Regions from separate parts of the Mus musculus genome. Here region 2 is linked to region 1. Evidence: chromatin loops called from intact Hi-C (ENCODE). Cell type or tissue: gastrocnemius. All regions are shown on one strand. Each heading gives the region's core, and the rest is flanking DNA. Links, peaks and the distances in the headings are about the cores only.

The links. Hi-C counts contacts between places; a loop is a spot of excess contacts. Peaks named below come from ENCODE experiments on the same cell type or tissue, not always from the same donor. Only the 100,000 strongest peaks of a DNase experiment are listed, where the experiment ranks them.
Region 2: a loop joins it to region 1, with 2.3 times the contacts of the local background. A loop is called at or near these places in 2 of 42 quality-filtered maps.

What each region holds. Positions count from the first base shown.
Region 1 is chr15:84,255,697-84,264,824 of GRCm38, forward strand. The region is part of intron 1 of Parvb (parvin, beta); the gene reads left to right. Among named protein-coding and RNA genes, the nearest start is that of Gm33723, 20 kb to the left of the region's middle. In gastrocnemius, for the core only: a CTCF peak has its summit at 4,805 (motif pointing right); DNase peaks (open chromatin) are centred at 4,827 and 7,159; H3K27ac peaks cover 1,870 bases.
Region 2 is chr15:84,131,789-84,140,916 of GRCm38, forward strand. Gm33432 (a long non-coding RNA gene) reads left to right here. Exons shown (of 4, transcript XR_875517.1): 4 at 1-1,423. Among named protein-coding and RNA genes, the nearest start is that of Gm33432, 9.1 kb to the left of the region's middle. In gastrocnemius, for the core only: a CTCF peak has its summit at 3,899 (motif pointing right); a DNase peak (open chromatin) is centred at 3,893; H3K4me3 peaks cover 912 bases; H3K27ac peaks cover 2,165 bases.

The sequences.
Region 1 (9,128 bases), core at 525-8,524:
CCCTGGTCCTGATCTGCCGTGATGCTGCTTTGGACCGCCAGTCCCGAAGCTAGAGGATGTTGACCTCCCCGAGGGGTGGCTCCCCCTCTGCTTGCTGAACCTACCTGGGCTGTGGGGCATCTGAGGAGCACTGATAGCCTGCTCTAGGCTGACAGGCCAGAAAGACCCTGCAGCTGTTACGGTGGTCCTCATGGTGTCAGAGTGCGGCACTCCTTGGCATCTGGGCAGACCCCATGTGGGCAACTCCCGCTCTTCCAGTGGGATGACCACACAGCATATGGTCACGTGTGATGTCATCGAAGTTCTGTCAATGCTGCACTTGGGTCATTAGTGCCGAGTGTGTCTGCTGATCAGGGACGGCTGACTGTGAACTTCTGGGGGCGACACTGCAGCCTAGTGTGTTTGTCTAGCATCCTTTGGTGGCTTTGGGAGATCATGTGGAGTAATGGATCCATGATGCCTAGGTGTTCCTTAAGCGTGGTCCTCAGTCTGAAACTGCCCACCAGGGTAGGGAATACACACCGCTGTAGTTATACTTACAATCAATAGCATCTGGCAGTCTTCTGAGATGCCAGGCATTATATGAGTTCATCGGTCACAGACCGCCCGAGAGGTGCATGGGGGGGGGGGGGTGTTACCATCTTCACTCTACAGTTGGCTGCAGAGTGGCAGGAAGGGCTCAGAGCCCAGAGTTTTCTGCGACTGCAGAAAAGCGGATATATTGCAGGCGAAGAGCGTAGAGTTCTATAGTGGCTTCCTCTTCTCCACTTCCAGAACCTTCTTTTGCAAAAGACAAAAGCAGAACCAAGAAGCCAGGACTGCTGGTACATACCAGTAATCCCAGGCTGAGGCAGGGGGATTAGGAGTTTCGGGCCATTCAGAGTTTATATAGCGATCTGTCCCCACAAAAGCAAAACACAAAACAGGCAGTTCTGCTTGGCTTGAACTGCTGCTCAGATTTGATTTCTGTTGTCCTGGTAACGAATGACAGGCGTTCAGCACCCTCTAGTTTGGTCTTCTGTGTACTTGACAACCAGGAGATGCTTGCTGTCTGGCTCTTCGTGCCTGTGTCATGTCACCTTCTATTGGGGCTCATAGAGCTGTCCCTGAGATAGGACAGACCTCTGCCCTTCCCCAGCTTGCAACCCAGACCCCAGGAGACACTCAGAGTTGGGATTTTCCTGTTCACTAGAGTTTGGTGAGTCTCAAGCCACCCCATGGTGCGATTGGCCCTCTCCATACTCAGTGCCACTGTGGGCTTATGGGGCCAGTGGGTGGAATTGCCACTGTGGTTCTGAAGTTGCACATGATGTGGCCAGTGGCCCTCACTATCTTATCAAACAACCCTGGCCTCTGTGGCTTCCTCAGGGGCTCCGCGATTGCAAGTCATGGTGATGCCCTGGGATCCTTATATGGTACATGTGCATCCCCCGTGCCTGGGCAGTGCCAGTAGCTGCTTGCTGTGGGTCCAGAGAGTACTGACATCCCCTTGGCTGCACGATCCTGACAGTGAGTTGTCCTCCTCCTCAGCAGAGGCCTCAGCCTCAGCCAGCCCTGCTGTGGCCCTGGTCTGTGGGAGTTGCTTTGCAAGAATGGACCCTGGGCTGACCTTTTCCTGGGAAGGTGGTGGGATGCTAGGGTCGGGGTGACGGGGAAGGAGGACCCGTGGTCTCTTGTGGCACCCAAGGGAGATGAGGACCTGACTTGTTGGCTGAAGCTTTTGTCACTCGGGTGGGCCATGTGGGTCTTTAGGGCGAGAAGAATGGGAGTTGGGACATTGTCAGGGACAAGTCATTGTTAGGATGACTCTGTGTGTGTGCATGCTACCACAAGCATGTGGCAGTCAGAGGGGACTCTGTTCTCTCTACCACAGAGGTCCAATAGACAGAACTCAGGCTTGGCGAGTACGACATTCCTCTGCAGAGCCATCTTTCCAGTCCCATCTTGTCATTGGAGTAACCAGTGGGAGGCATTTAGGAAGGGGTGCAGACCTGAGGAGAAGCCTGGCCTCTGGTCCCATTGTAAAGTAGCCCAGCATTTGTGTTTTTTTTTTTTTCTTTTAATTTTGGATGTGTGAGAGTTGGCCCAGTTGATGTGCAGAGCACTCTGAGACCTTGTAACAGTTTTTCTTTCACAGTAGAGGAAACTGGAACCCAGAAAGGTTAAACAACCTGACTCAGGCCCCTCACCAAGTGGGAATGGGGGAGTAGGTGCTGGTTAAGCTAACTGGCTCTCAGGAGGGGCACCAAACTTCCCTTCCACCCTGAACCCAGGCTGTTAGCCTGTTGTGTGACTATGCCTGCTTGGCCTATGAAATGCTTGGTGTTCTTGTTGCTGCTTCGGAGTCCCTGACAAAAGCCACTCAAGGAAGGGTTATTTTGAGGGTTCAGTCCATGATGGCAGGAAAGCACCCATAGGCAGGAAGCAAAGAGAAGTACTCAGCTCTTACTTGTTAGGATGTGTGTGTGTGAGTGTATGGGTGTATGTGTGCGTGCGCGTGCAAAGGGACTTCAGAACTGACTTGGCTGAAATGAGGGTCAGCACTTCCCTGCCTTCCCTGGGCACATCCCTGCTCCCTGTCAAGTGGCCACACTCTTCCAGCCTGCTGCAGTCAATAACGCAGAGGAAGTGGGTGGCAGGCTTGGATAGAGAGGTCTGCTTCCTGCTCCATGGAGCTGTCCCTGAAGTCTCTGGCCTCTCCCACAGCATCTCTCTGGACTGGGGACTTACTTCCAGCTGGATGCTGAATGGGACCAGATGAAGAAAGAGGAGAATGAAGATGGGCTAGCTTTCTCATGGGGACGACGGAGGAGCAGTACTTCCTGTCCCTGGTTTATAACACCCCTGCAGGCCACAGGCCCTTACATCGAAGGATATGTTTGCCAGGTTGTTCATAAGTACCCCACATGGCAGAAACAAAAGGATGGAATCTCATCTTCCTGGCAGGCCAGCCACCTTCAAAACACGGCTCCGGGGCCACCTCCTCCAGGGTCTCACAGAAGCTAGTGGCTTGTGTGTGGATTTGAAAATGTCCACAGTTCTCAAGAACTTGTTACCCGGGGAATGGAGCAGAGGAGAGAATATGCTTGCCCTGTTGGTCAGGGGCCAAGGAGGTGGCCTTGGGGACAAAGCAGAGAAGACAAAGCTTCAGGAGGAGGGCGGCTTATGGGGCTCAGCTGTGGCTGCAAAGGGCAAGCAATTAGCACACCTCCGACTGCTCCTGTGAAAACTATTAAATGGCCAGGCAGTGTGGAAAGCTGGAGGTAGCCTGGTCCCCAACTGCCTTCAGGCCAAGGCTGCTGGGTAAACCTTCGGAGAGGCTAGCTCAGGGGAGGTGGCTTCAGGTGCTGCGGGTGGCCGTCCTGTGGTGTCTGCCCATAAAAGCCAATGCCTGTTGGGAAATCTGTTTTCTAGAAGACCCCCCACCCTGACCTCTGTGTCAAGGACCAGTGGCTGCCTTGCTGTGTGGATCAGGGAGGGGCGGTGCTCTCTACAGTGAGGTCAAACAGCTCTTCCTTTCTGTCTAAAGTTCTGCTGCTGAGTGACCCAGGCTTGTCTCTTTCAACAGCTCTTGAAAGGCCAGTGGGAGAGTCTATCTGGATGTGCAAGGCTTCTGGTAGCCACCCTCCTTGTTTGTTTTTTTCCTTTCTGTCTTTTTGAGACAGGGTCTCTCTATGTAGCCCTGGCTGTCTTGGAATTCGCTGTGTAGACCAGGCTGGCCTTGAACTTACAGAGATCTGCCTGCCTTCGGAGTGCTGGGATCAAAGCAACGTGCCCCCCATGCCCTTGTTTGTTTCTGTAGGACTGTGGCAATGAGGCACCAGAACCTCATTAGTTAGAACGGGAGTCTGTGTGTTGCCTTACAGCCCTGAACGTCATCAGTCAGGATCAGGGCTGGGCTTTCCAGCCTTCTGGAGGCTTCGATGAGTTTTCATCTCTGACCTCTTCCAGTTCTGAAAGGACCCGTGCTGTCCCCGCCATCCCCCCAGCCATCAGCACACTGCATCTCCCAGTCTGTCTCTGTTCCAGGCTTCTCTTCCTGCCTGGAGACCCCATGGGGTTGCTTGTACTACCCAAGCTAACTTCAGTATACATTCATTTTTTTCATCACAGAAGGGGAAGCACCATGCAACCATAAAAGATGTAGGAGAAAGAGGTCCAGGGAGTTACAGCGAGAATCCCCAGGCAGGAATGATGGCAGATGCCTGTAATCCCACTCAGCAATTGGACCAATGAGGCAGGAGAAGGCCTGTGAGTCTGAGGCTAGCCTGGGCTACGTATCAAGATTGTTCTCCAAAGACCAAAATAGGGAAAATAACTGCAAATAAATGATTGATTAAAGCTGCAGATTGCTGGCCCAGTTGCTCCTGAACTCACTGAGGATTAGCCAGCTGTTCTCTGAGCAGTTTGCTCTCTGCCTGATGCCCTGAGGAGCCAGGAGACAAGCAGGTGACACGCCTGCCCTTTACAGAAGTGATGGCAGCTAAACCTTTGGCGCAGATGTGCCAAACTGTGACAATGCCTCGAAGAAAGGAGCTGTCAAGGGAGGCCAATGTGTTGGGGAAGTGCGTGGGATCCGTGGGTTCCAAGAGTGTCAGGGGCAGGGAGCGTGTCTACATAGGCTCTTAGCCCTGGCTCCTCATCTGCCAAGCTTGCAGAGTCCAGTGCTAGTGTTCTGAGCACCCCTCCCCCCGTCCCCGCCCCCCAACCCAGGTCTTTGCTTTTTATCTCAGCCAAAGAAGATTAAACTGGACCTGCCTCCCGAACGAAGTCTCGTCAGACAGCCATAGTACAGATGACCACTAGAGGGCGCCATGTACATAGCGTTCCTGCTCTCAGCCCAGTTTGGGGGCGGGGGGAGTGGTTCTCCCCGTGGCAGGTGTACAGTAGAGCTCTTTTGTTGTTGTTGTTAATGGCTTAATGATTTAATCTTCTTATTTTCTCAGCAGAACCGCTTTGGACTTCTGGGTATGTGGGAACATTACCGATCAGATTAATTACCGCTGGTTCCACAGCTGGGAAGCGGGCCTCGCCGGCTCCGCTGAGGAGTGACTCTCCTGCTGCCATTTCTGCTCTCATTCCTGTTCTACACAGTGCATTTCTCTATCTGTATTGAGCTTGACCAGGCTTGTTCTGCCGCTTCGAGCGACCAGCAGATTTCATTCCCAGTCTGCCTTGGTGAGCAAGCAACCTGTATAGCTTTCTCAGAGGGATGGCACGATGTGTGTTCACCACCGGCAGGGAAATCTGCATTTTGCTCTTTTGCTGTTTATTTGTTTGTTTGTATTTGGGGTGTTGCACGCTCTTCTCTCTCCGAATTCTTCTGCACCTCCCCCCAACCATGATTAAAATCACTTGTCGAAAGGCAGTGGAATTGATTGAAAGGAAGTGGGATCAAAAGCAACCCTTCCTAAGTTGGGGACTCCAAGGCTTGCGGCAAAAGGCCTGCTGTGTGGCCTGGGGTTAAGAGTCATTGATCATCAGCACCTGAGCTGAGGGTCTGAGCCAAGAGAACAGATGATGATCAGGGGAGCCCTTCTGTGCGGGGCTGGGGTGTAGGGTGCAGCTTCAAAAGCAGGGAATCAAGTCATAGGGCTGAAGTCCTCTAGACTAGCCAGTATGCTGTGTGACTCTGCAGTGGTGACACTGGCTGGACATGGTGTCACATACTGTAGTCCCAGCACTTTGGGAGGCCCGAGGCAGGAGGATTGAGAGTTCCAGGACAGCCTGAGCCACCGGGCTGGCTAGTTTTATGACAACTTGACACAAGCTATAGTCATCTGGGAGGAGGGAACCTCAATTGGAAAAAGGTCTCCATAAGGTTGGGCTGTGGGCAAGCCTATTAGAGCATTTTCTTAATTAGTGATTGATGGGGGAGGGCAGTGATTAGTGATTGTGGGCAGGGCCATCCCCAGGCTGGTGGTCCTGGGTTCTATAAGAAAGCAGGTTGAGCAAGGCAGGGGAAGCAAGCCAGTAAGCAGCACCTCTCCATGGCCTCTGCATCAGCTCCTGCCTCCAGGTTCCTGTCCTGCCTGAGTTCCTGTCCTGACTTCCTTCAGTGAGGGACTATGATCTGGAGGCATAAACCAAACCAGCCCTTTCGCCATAGCAATAGTAACCTTAACTAAGACAGTGTCCAAAAGGAAGGACTAGGGACGTAATTCAATGGCAGAGCATTTGCCTAGTGTGTGTGAGTCCCTGGGTTTGACCCTAGCGGCAACCTGGGGTACCTGAAGTTGAGGTTCCAGCAGTCTCTGACCTTCCCCAGTGGCCTGTGCTGTTTGCTGGCCCTCACTGCTCCATAGCTGTGGTCCACACTTCCTTTCCCCCTGGACTGGGCCTGCATTTTCAGCTTTACCACAGCCCTTTGAGCTTAGATGGCCCTGAGCCTCCCATAGGCACTGTGCTGGTTTGAGTCTGACACCTGCTCTTTGCAGGGACTTTGGAGGGCCTGTGCCTCTGCAGCGTCGTCTGCAGCCAGGGATGAGCCATGCTTCATCCTGCTTATTCCCGTAGCCTTGGTGTGCATGTGCGGAGATCTTACAACCCACACCTCAGGAGCCTGGGCAGAGATTCCAGGAGCTTCCGAATTGGTTGAGCCTCGTCTTTAGGGTGGGTGTTTGACATCTGGGTCCTTTGAGAATTGGTGACGTTGGTACCTGCTCTCCGAATCCCCTGAGCATTGTTTGGTGAGGTCCTCTGCCCTTGGCACTGGCTTCCAAGCTGAGCCTTCCAGAACATGGATTTGACTCAGTTCTCTTCAGGTGAGCTCAGGTGAAGTGAGTAAGTGCCCAAATGTGGCCCAGCTATGTGATGGGGTGAGGAGTAGGGGCAGAGAGACTTAAATCTTATCCTTAGCCACTCTCCATGTAGCGGAAAGTTGTTACAACGGCCCTGTGATCCTGCCTACCTACTATTATCTGTCCCCTGTGGTAAGAGATGCGGTGTCCACAGCTGTTCCGTGAGGCTTTCCTCCCTGTTTCTCTGTCTGGATTGTAGGGACCTTCAGAACTGGAAGATGACTTCCGGGCATGCATAGGCAGATGGGAAATTCTGGATGCAGTTCCAACAGTAACTGTGGGACGTGGTGCCAGGGAGGATGCCCAGGCTGAGTAAAGGCACCGTGGTCTGAGCTCTTAGGGGAGGCAGTGTCTGCCAGAGGGGGCAGAACAAGAGGTGCTAGAAAAGTCAGTTGGCTGGGGACACTGTGGCAGGTGTGGACCGGATTCTGGAGGCAGAGGAGGACTGTGCTGGGGGGATGGACTGGATGGGTCAGTGGTTAGGGAGCACACTGGCTTGGGTTAGAGGAGGGCAAACCCAAGGTGTTAGAGACCAGTCAAAGCTCACATCTGGCTGACAATGGGCTCACCTCCAGAATTCTCCCTGTTGTGTTTAGGGCAGTGGTTCTCAACCTTCCTGATGCTGCGACCCTTTAATACAGTTCCTCATGCTGTGGTGACCCCCACCCCCGCAACCACCAAATTATTTCATCGCTACTTCATAACTGTAATTTCGCTCCTGTTATGAATCATAATGTAAATATCTGATATGCAGGGTATCTGATAATGCAACCCCAAAGGGGGTCTTGACCCTCAGGTTGAGAGCCTACAGGATAGAGGGTGGATTGAAGAAGCCCATGAGGTTTTGCATGTGAGGAGACAGCTAGGCTGCCTTTTATCCTTCAAGGACCGTGTTCTCTGTGAGCGAGGCCGCCTTGGCTCTCCCACCCCTGATTCAGCCTGCCCAGGGAGCCTATATGGAAAGCTTGACATTTTATTGTGAACCCGGAAACCTTCTTCCTATTGAAGTTATTTTTTCTGTAGTTCTAAAATTTTCCTGATCACCCTGGGGGACAGAGGGGAAGAAAAAGACTGTGTGAGGGCTGAAGGAATTGTCTGTTTAACCCTAGCTCCGAGCTTCAGCTTCACACACACACACACACACACACACACACACACACAGAGAGAGAGAGAGAGAGACACACACACACACATGATATCAGGCATTGTGCACTCCTCAGACCTAGTTCCTGAGACAGATGCATTCTGCCTGGCATGGGGGAGGGGAGTGTCTCTGTGTCAGGGAAACCTGTGTGAATACTTGGTCTGCCCTTCAAAGTAGAGGAGGCTGAGGGTGGCTCAAGGCTGCCTCCCCTGCCCCCACTCAACCCCTAATCTCCTGGCAGCATCCTTCCTCTTGCCTCTATAAGACTGTGTTGTGGTAATTGGGTTCTTGGTGACCCACGACTGCTGGGCTAATGTGAGCCTTAATGGGAGACCTCTTTTCCATCAGTGAAATGGCCAGAGGTGATCTGTAGGTGACAGTCACTGTCTGTGCTCTGGGTAGCTATCCCTGGCTGAAGTCTCTTTGCTCTCTCTACTTGCCATGCATCCTCTGTACACGAAGCCTGGGCCTGGCTTTGTGCTGGATGCATGACCACGGGGATGATCTGAGGCCTGGTCCTGGGTATGAGTATGTCCCCAGGCTAAGAGTTTGCCGCTGTCACATGAACGGTGAATCATGGGAACCTAGAAGAGTGGCCCTAGTTCCTTCCAGGGTGGCGGGTACACTGAGAGGGTATTCTAGGCACTTTTAAAGAGGTAAGATAAGAGAAGGCCTCTTCCAGGGTCCGCCAGTATCGGGGTGTGGTCTACAGGACCTGGCTCCAACTGGCTTTGAGGAAGGTACAGGGGTGGGGAAGGAGGGGATACTGCTAGATTTATGGAAGGCCAGTCTCTCATCAGGAATCTCTGGGAACCCCCAAGGGCTTTACTCTGGAGCTCTCCACCCTGGGCAATGACTGGGACAGCTTGGGGTGCTGAGAAGATGGCTGAGTCTGATGGGATCCCCTCTGTTTAACATGATAGTTGACCGAAAGGCCCAGAGTGTCCCGGTGTCAGGTATGGCTCTCACAGACAGTTACATCACACTGGTACCTGTGGAGTGAGCCAGTGCAAACTTGGCTATTGGAGCTGGAGTATGATGGCAGAGAGTGGCCATCCGCAGGTGAGCTGGAGGCAGGCTCCACCCTCCAACAGCCTTCCTGGATCCCAGAGGCTCTCGGGATCTTACTTAGACAGTCTCAACTGGGCGCATCTGCAGCAGTGGCTCCTGATGTGGGGCCACTG
Region 2 (9,128 bases), core at 604-8,603, 120 kb before region 1:
TAGATAGGGTGCTGAGCCTCAGAGAGAACGCCCTGCTGAGGTCTTCTGAGGACTGCATGCAAGGTTCTCCTGCTTGTTCCCGTTGACCCATCCTGGGGATGATAAGGAACTCGCTCTGTGCCCACTGCACAGGGATGCCCAGAAGCCCCAAGGTGCACAGCCCTGAGGCCATTCCAGAAGCAAATATTCAGAAGGCGAGGGGGGTCTGTGGCATTGGAGATATAAGCGTCAGAAGTCCCAATGTCCAAGTGGCTCCCCTGGGCAATTCAGATGGGCATGAAGTGACCGGTACTGTCAGGCCACACTCCTGGAAGGGCAGGCCCCGTGACAGCCGGCCTGGCTCCCATAGGCTGAGCCAAGCCTCACACCCATTCCAGGACCTAGGCACCCACCCCACCCATGTCCCAGTCTAGAATGTCTCCGGTCACCTTGAACTTAGGCCAGGAATGTAGGCAGCCAGCTCTAGACACTGCCAGCTCCTGGGTTCCTCCAACACCGGGGTAAAGGCTGGTAAGGCCATCATGCCACCCTTCCTGGAATAGCTGCTTCTTCAGGTCACACTGGCCTTGGAGGCTCAGAACTCAGCTTGGCCTGCCTTTCCTTCTCAACCTCTCCTACTTTATTCCCACGGTGATGCGGAGTCTGCTGGTCCCTCTCGAGAATCTGAACCTACTCAAGACTCCCTAACAAAGACTATGCTCCGTTCTCCATGTGGAAGGAAGAAAAGTCTCTTAACTAGAGAGACAGGGTGGGTGCTGAGCCCTCTACACCCTATAGGGTGAAGAGGTGCCCAAGGTACCTGGCCTGAAAAAGGCCAGAGGGACTAGAGGGTGGGAGGTGCCAGGCTCACAATGATCTGGGGACCTCACGCCATGGCCTGGACGGGTGACCCAGAGAGCAAAGAAGAGCCCAGAGGACAGAAAGGAGCAACTGAGGGGGACAGGGACTGGAAACTATGGCCTTTCACCTCCAACCTGCAGGGATTTCCGTCAGTCCTGACACCTGAGAGAAGCCCTGCAGCAGTCTCTGTCTCTGTCTCTCTCTCTTTCCCTCTCCCTACCCCAACGTGTGTGTGTGTGTGTGTGTGTGTGTGTGTGTGTGTGTGTGTGTGTGTGTGTGTGTGTGACAAATCTCATACAATCCCATACTGACCTCAAAAACCCTACATATCCAAGACTGGCCTCAACCTTCTGCTCCTTGTGACTCTGCCTTCTAAGTGCTAGCATTAAGGCATGTGCCACCATCTATCTCACTTTCCCTTCTCAGTCTGGAGTCCCTCTCCTTACTCAGGTATCCAGGAGCCCAAACTCCTCCCTTAAGCTGAGTCTCTACCCTTCTCTGGAACACCAACAAACAGAACATCCACACCATCCATCCCAGCGGATGGTGGCGCACGCCTTTAATCCCAGCACTTGGGAGGCAGAGGCAGGTGGATCTCTGGGTTCCAGGCCAGCCTGGTCCACAGTGCGCATCCAGGACAGCCAGGACTACAAAGAGAAACCCTGTCTCAAAAAACAAACAAGCATCCACCTCGTCCTATATTCTCTCCCCAAGAGGCTTCCTACTGTTATTAATTCTCCCCATGAATCGTCAAGGAAGAGCCAGTTTTAAGTATGGTGAATTCTCAGACTCCAAGGTCACTGGGAAGGTGGGTGCTGAATGGATTTAAGCAAGCTGTGTCCCTGGTCTCTGGTCCCTGGCTCAATACAAGTACCCAGGAGGCCAGTGCGCTGTGGCTCCTGCCTCTCTAGTTACAGAAATACCCCCACTTCAGGGCTATTTCTAGAGGCAGTACCCAGCCAGGAATTCTGAGCCAGTGGCCCGCACTGCCCTCATATGAGGCAACTGTTTGTGTCCTGTGCAGGGTGGCCTGGTGCCTCACATCTGCCCTGTTCACTGGATCAGCCTGAAGTCTGTCCTGCCAGAAAGCACGACTTGTTCCTCTTCCACTTAAGTATGGGGACAGTCCCAGCTCCACCCTGAATTGCAATGATTTGCGACCAGCAGGGATCCACCAACCCCATCCACAGCATTGACCTGGTTCCCACAGAGGAAATGAGCCAGGTCCTTAACCCATACCCATCCTGTAACTGGGGTGCATGATCTCTCTCTCTCTCTCTCTCTCTCTCTCTCTCTCTCTCTCTCTCTCTCTCTCTCTCTCTCTCTCTGGGCTGGGAATTCAATAACCAAAATCAGGGTAGAAACCCCAGGCCGAGATTTTAGTATTTTCCCCTATACCACCCCTTCTCTCTCCACCCCCTCTTATCCCTTATTCACGGAGCTCTCAACATCCACATTCCAGCCTCTCTGGCCTGTGACCTCTTTAGATGGTCTCATCCTGTATCACTCCCTTTGTGATCCAACTATCAGAATAATTGTTCCCAAGAAATTCGAGGTCTCTTGGGGACCTTTGCTATGAGGAAAGAACAACACTGAGACAACACTGGGTCTAGCCAGAGGATGGGTTTATCTCTGGGAGAAAATCCCAGTCAGTGGACCTCACAGGAGGAGGGAAAACAGTGAGGGCTCAGACTACCCAAGGGCCGTCCTGCTTAGTTACGCATATCTCTTGCTTTCTATTTAAACTCAAACCTCAGGGCTGGAGAGATGGCTCAGTGATCACGAGCACTGGCTATCCTTCCAGAAGACCCAGGTTCAGTTCTCAGCACCCACATCATAGCTCACAACTGGCTGCATCTCCAATCCCAGAGAATCCAGATCCTTCTTCAGACCTCCATGGGCACCAGACACACACATAGTGCACACACATAGTGCACACACATACATGCAGACAAAACACTCATATGCATAAATCACAGTAAAATAAATTTGAAACCCAACCCCCATATTATGACCTGGAATATGGATTTGTGGGGTGGCTGGATCTGTCTCTCCTCCCATGTAGCCACATTGAATAAGACTCTTTTTTTTCTTTCTGCATTTCACTCTAAATCTGGTTAGTTTAATTGGCTCATGGAGGATGGGTGGCTGAACCAGGCTTGTGGACTCTGCTGTGACCCTATGACCAGTAATTGCACCTGGGTCCCATCACATCTGGTCACTACCAGCAGCTGTTCTGCCCTCAAAGTCAGAGGCCCTGCCACAATCCTCTGGTCCCAGGACCCCAACGTGCTCCCCCACAAGCTACTGTGATGAAAGGTTTTTCCTTCACACCCCCCACCCCCAGGTTCCATGATCAGGAACGTGCCAGCTAACAGACAGTAGGCAAACTGCGAGAAGAAACAAAGCTCGTGTATATATGTACAGTAACAAATGCCCGAGGTGAAGATTTACGTACAGGACTTTTAAAAATGTTTATATTATTCTTATTTATGTGTGTTTGTGCACATGTGTGCAGGTGTGCATGGATTCCAGAAGAGGTCATCAGATCTCCTGGCAGTTGTAAGCCACCCACAGTGCTGAGACTCCCGACTCCAGCTTAGAACCCAGCCACAGCCCCTTGTCTGTTGCTTTGAGCCACCGAGATGGCTCAGCAGTTAATCTCTGGGTATGTCTAAAAGGGAGATTCCAGAGGTTTATCTGAAATGGGAGGACCCACCTGAATGTGTCCTACACCATGCCTTGAATAAGACAGAGACAGTGATCTGAGCACCAGCATCCATCTCTCCTCCTAAGCACCAGCATCCATCTCTTTCTCCTTCCTGACACTGGCTGAAATGTGACCTCTGGCTTCATGCAACTGCCGTCATGCCTTCCCTGCTACGGTGGACTGTAAACACAAACTGTGAGACAAAACAGGCCCTTCCTTTTCTTCCCTTTTCTCTTTTTAAGCAAGATTTATTTATTCTCATTTTATATGTATTGATATTTTGCCTTGCATATATGCCTAAGCACCAGGAAGATGCAGTACTGGAAGGGGCCAGTAGATGGCATCGGCTCCCCTGGAGCTAGAGTTAACAAATGGTTTTGAGCCACCTTGTGGTTGCTGGGAATGGAACCCAGCTCCTCTGGAAGAACAAGAGCTCATAACTGTGGCGCCATCTCCCCAGCCCCAAACCCTTCCTTAATCAAAATGCCTTGGCCGGGTACTTTGTCACAGCAACAAGAAAGGTAACTCAAAGGCTGGTGAGATGGCTCAACGGGTAAGAGCACTGACTGCTCTTCCGAAGGTCTTGAGTTCAAATCCTAGCGACCACATAGTGGCTCACAACCACCTGTAATGAGATCTGATGCCCTCTTCTGATGTGTCTGAAATCAGCTACGGTGTACTTATGTATAATAATAAATAAATTTTTGGGCCTGAGAGATGACCGGAGCGAGAGGGGCCAACTGGAGTGAGAAGGGCCAACCAGAATTAGCAGAGGTCCTAAAAATTCAATTCCCAACAACCTCATGAAGGCTCACAACCATCTGTACAGCTACAGTGTACTCACATACATAAAATAAATAAATCTTAAAAAAAAAAGAAGGAAGGAAGGAAGAAAAGTAACTCAAATAAACTAAACATAACAGCATGTATCTGGTCAAATCTCAAATGTTCAATGAAATAAGCATTGACGGTGTCTAGATATCACCAACCATAATGTGTGTTAAGAGTTGCAGAAGTCTGTGGCTTTGGGCTAAAATCCTGTGCTAGGCCCTGCACAGGCTCAGGAGAGGTCAAAGAAATGCCCTCTCTGTTCTGGCAAAGACTTAACTGAGACAAAACTCCCTTTTAAAATAAAGAAAAGAAAAAGGGCTGTAAAGAAATTGCTGTCAGGAAGTCGGATTCCTCCAGGGTCAGTGCTTCTTGAAGTCAAAATACACAATGCTCACCACCTGCACTACAGTTACAAAACTCAGCCAGTCACAAACCGACGGGAGACTGAACCAACTGAGATCATTCAGAGTGAAGCCCAGGACCCCTTTGTGTGGGGAATGCATGGGAAAACGGGCAGGCTTATCAGCACACAAAGGGAAGGACATACCATCGGTGCCTGTAATGCAGGCACTTAATATATACCACACACCCCTCTTGCTTTTTTATGATCTTTTTTTTCCTATAGGGAGTGGGGGAGGATGGGGGGAGGGATAGAGAATTATATAGAAATGAGGAGTGATCTGTAGATGGGCACAGAGTATGTCCATACAGTGACCTGGGTCAAAAGCTGTTGGCCCAAAGAACAGGCAAAGGCTTTGTAGATGATTCTCTGCCAGGCAGAAACAGAGGCGTTGGTGTGATAAGAATCTATGCTCACCGAGCTCAGTCTTCCCTCCCTCTCTGAGTTCCCTTTCCTCCTGTGTGACCTCTGCACATGAAGATAGGAGGTGGCTATGTTCTTTGTTTTGGGGGGTGGGGGATGGAGCAGGGGGGCAGTCAGCTAGGATGAATGAGGGAGCTCTGAAGAAAGCTGCCGCCCAGCAGGGCACAAAGGGGCCTTGTGGGGATTTGAATGAGAAATGGCCTCCATAGTCTGGGGACTTGGTTCCTGGTTGTCGGCACTATCTGGGGAAGTCTAGAAGGTGTGCCTTGCTGGAGGAACCATGTCACTGAGGGTGATCTGTGAGCGTGTCAGGAGCCTTCTAAGAGAAGCTAAAGGCACATAAGTAAGTTTTCTGGAGAAGGCCTACCAGTCTTACACGGCCTGTGATAGGTGAGCTCGGAGAGGCAAGGTCCCAAGAGACTTCGTCCTGGGATTGCTTTTTACTGCTGATATGCCTTCTCTTATCACTATCACATAGCCCAATGGTCCCTGGGCATCAGCCCACCCTACTGAGCAAATTTCCTGCAGATCAACATGAAGATGAACTTTGACGAATTAGTCCTGTTTCGATGAATTAATGATTTTATAGAATTCCTGCGTTGATTCAAATAATTTTAGGAAGAAAGTTTTTGGGAAATGGTTTTAGCTGTTCTGCTAGAAAGATGTAATAAAGTTAGAATCAAGCCTAGAACATGCCCTCTCTTCATAGAATATTAAGTAAAGGCTGCATAGTAAGGAATACAGCGAGCTTTCACAATTACACTAGAAAGAGAAATCGGCTTGAGACAAATTTGTGATCAAGGAAAAACATTCATTCTAGGTCAGGCCCAAGGATGAAGCCACAGGTGCGCACTATGATAAAGCCAGGCCATGGGAAACTGTTGCTTTAATTTTATAATGAGCTTACAGAATGGAACACTGCTTTGAACTTACTATGGACATTCTTCTGTAACTCCCTTTTATGTAACACTTTATCTATGAGGTAACTTTCTAAAGAACTTTTGTGTGAGAAGGAATAGGAAGGGCAGAGAAGAGGAAGAAAGCGTGACATCTGGGGCTCTGCCCCATCCACCAAATGTATATATGTGTTTGTCTATATATGTGTGTGTATATATACACACATCTGTAGGTATGTATATAATTATATACATAAGTATGCAGGAACACATGTGGAGCTGATAAGGCAAGTGCTTGGGCCCGACTAGAATGTATGTATGTGTGAATGTGTGTACGTCTGTGTATCTTGCCTGACAAATGATTTTTTTTCTTCTTCTCTTTTCTCTCCGCCAATGAGAGGTCCTTGAGCCAGAGAGAAAGGAGCCCTAACACTTAAGCTTCTTCTTCTTTTCAAAGCCCTTGCTAACAGAAAGGGTTTATTAGCAGAAGCCAGTGGCTTCTGGCCTTAGAATGGCAAAGAGTTATAGACAGGAGAATTGCCGAGAATAAATACATTTTGGTCTACACTGCTAACTCCTTACCTCTCGCAGGACACCGGCATGAGAGATTGAAGCTTTGCCCTACTTTACAGTTCACTAGCTCTGCTTCTCACATTTGTTTGGTTCAGATGTGATCTTACAGGTCCCAGTTCTGTCTCCACGACTCCTGGCCATGACTGACTCTTATCCCTTTAGAGCAGTGGTTCTCGACCTTCCTAATATTTCCACCCTTTAATATAGTTCCTCATGTTATGGTGACCCCCCAACCACAAAATTATTGGCTACTTCATAACTGTAATTTTGCTACTGTTATGAATTATACTGTAAATATCTGATATGCAAGATATCTGATACGTAGATGGTCGGTGGTGGCGCACGCCTTTAATCCCAGCTCTTGGGAGGCAGAGGCAGGTGGATTTCTGAGTTCGAGGCCAGCCTGGTCTACAAAGTAAGTTCCAGGACAGCCAGGGCTATACAGAGAAACCCTGTCTCAAAACAAACAAACAAACAAACAAAAACTTTAAAAAAAAAAAAGATTTCTGATATGTGACCTCAAAAGGGGTCACTACCCACAGGTTGAGAACCAGTGTTTTTAGCAGCATTAGCCTAAACAAATTCTTTTTGTTCTATACATTTCCTTGGGCATTGCGTTTTATCACAGTAGCAGCGAGGTAACTAACACAAACCTGGACTGTGAGGAAGGGTCCAAAGCCTGTCAGCATGCCCCTGCTCCAGGCTTTGTGGTAGATCTCCTTCTGAACTCCAGCAGACTAGGCTCAAAACCAAAACGCACTCAGACATGCTAAACAAGCACAGGGTCAAGACGTATGCTGTTTATCTGATTAGAGAAATTAACAGCACAAGCGTCCTAAACAGGTCAGTTCCAGTTGGCATGATAGTGGAATTCTCCATCTTAATCCTTACACAAAAGAGGCAATTCTGTGTTAGATAACCAGGCATTTTTATATTATTCTGTCCCCTCACCTTGCAAGATATGGTATTTCCTTTTCTCCCCTTTTCTTCTTTTGGGGACAGGATCTTATGTAGCTCAGGTTAGCCTCCAGCTCCCTGGGTAGCGAAGGGTAACCTGGAACTACCAATCACCACACCTACCCACTTCCATCTCCTGACTGCTGGGTTGCCAAATATACATAACGTGCCTGGTTTCTGTGGCATGGAGGATGGAAGCTAGGGCTCTGTGTACACAGCATGCACTCTGGTACGCCCCTCAAGTGAGACTTTGAGGCCAGACTCTCCTTCTGTAGCCTAGGATGACCTCAGATTCATGGTCCTCTTGTCTGAGTCACGGAGGGCTGCTAAGTGGTTTTGAAACAACCAATCTGTTCTGCATTTTTACCCCCAAACCTTTTCCCATCTATAAAACCAGCTCCTTCCCCTTGGCTCTTTAGAACATTTATTCCAATTTACAGAGTTGTTGCCCAATTCCAGAACAGAAATTAGCCAATTAAGATTGCTAAACTACGTTGTTGCAACTTTGACCTTTGACAGCAGCATAGACATGTATGGTTCTTGTCCGGGACTGGTCCGAAGGCCCTGCTGCTGATGCTGATCACCCTCTGCACTGTTGTGTGAAGGAAATACTAAATTCTCATTAGAGGTGGCGAAGGTGGCAATGCCACTGACTTGCTGAATTCTGTCCATCAGTCTCTGATGCCCAGACCTTCCTGATTTACAAACGAGGGCAGGTCACTTTCCTAGTTAAACCTGTCATCTCTCCATTGCAGCCAAGAAAAATAGAAAGCTAGAATCCTTGCCTGTTCCTCTTGAGCCCTCTTGCCAAAAGCTCTCTGTATCCTCCCTTCCTCACTACCTTCTAGCCCCAGGAGCCTTTGTCTGGGCTTCTGGCTGGCTCTGATTGCTTCTAGGCAGCTTTGTTTTGGAGAGGGCAATCACATGTGCTGAGGGAAGAGGAGGGAGCTTTAAGTGCCATTAATGCTGCTTAAGGAGTTGTCTCGTGGGAGTGGAAACATAGCTTAGGGTAGATTGCTTATCCATCATGCCCCAGGTCTAATCCTAAGTACAAAAAACAATGAGAAAAACATTTTATGTGGCTTCCGATAAAGCACCCCAGAGAAACCTGCCAAAATCACTGAGTCGCTCCTACAGAAAACAAGCCTTGCTGGTCACGATGGAAAGTCCATCGCAGAGCGACATTGCCAGTCACCTTTTCTTGTGCGTGTGCTACATGACCTCAGACTGAGCCTGCCAGGGAATGGACCACACACACTTCCAGTAGTGATGTTGCCTGCATAAATGTGTGTAAGTGTCTCTAATAAAGGGCCCTGGTGAGGAGAGGAGAGGAAGAGACGGCTTGTTGAGTATGGTGCTTGCAGAGAATTAGAGTCAACAGTCAACAGCCTCCTGCAACTCCACTTCCAGGGATCTGATGTCACTGGTCTCCATGGCCACTGGTCTCACCTCACAAGCGCGCGCGCGCGCACACACACACACACACACACACACACAC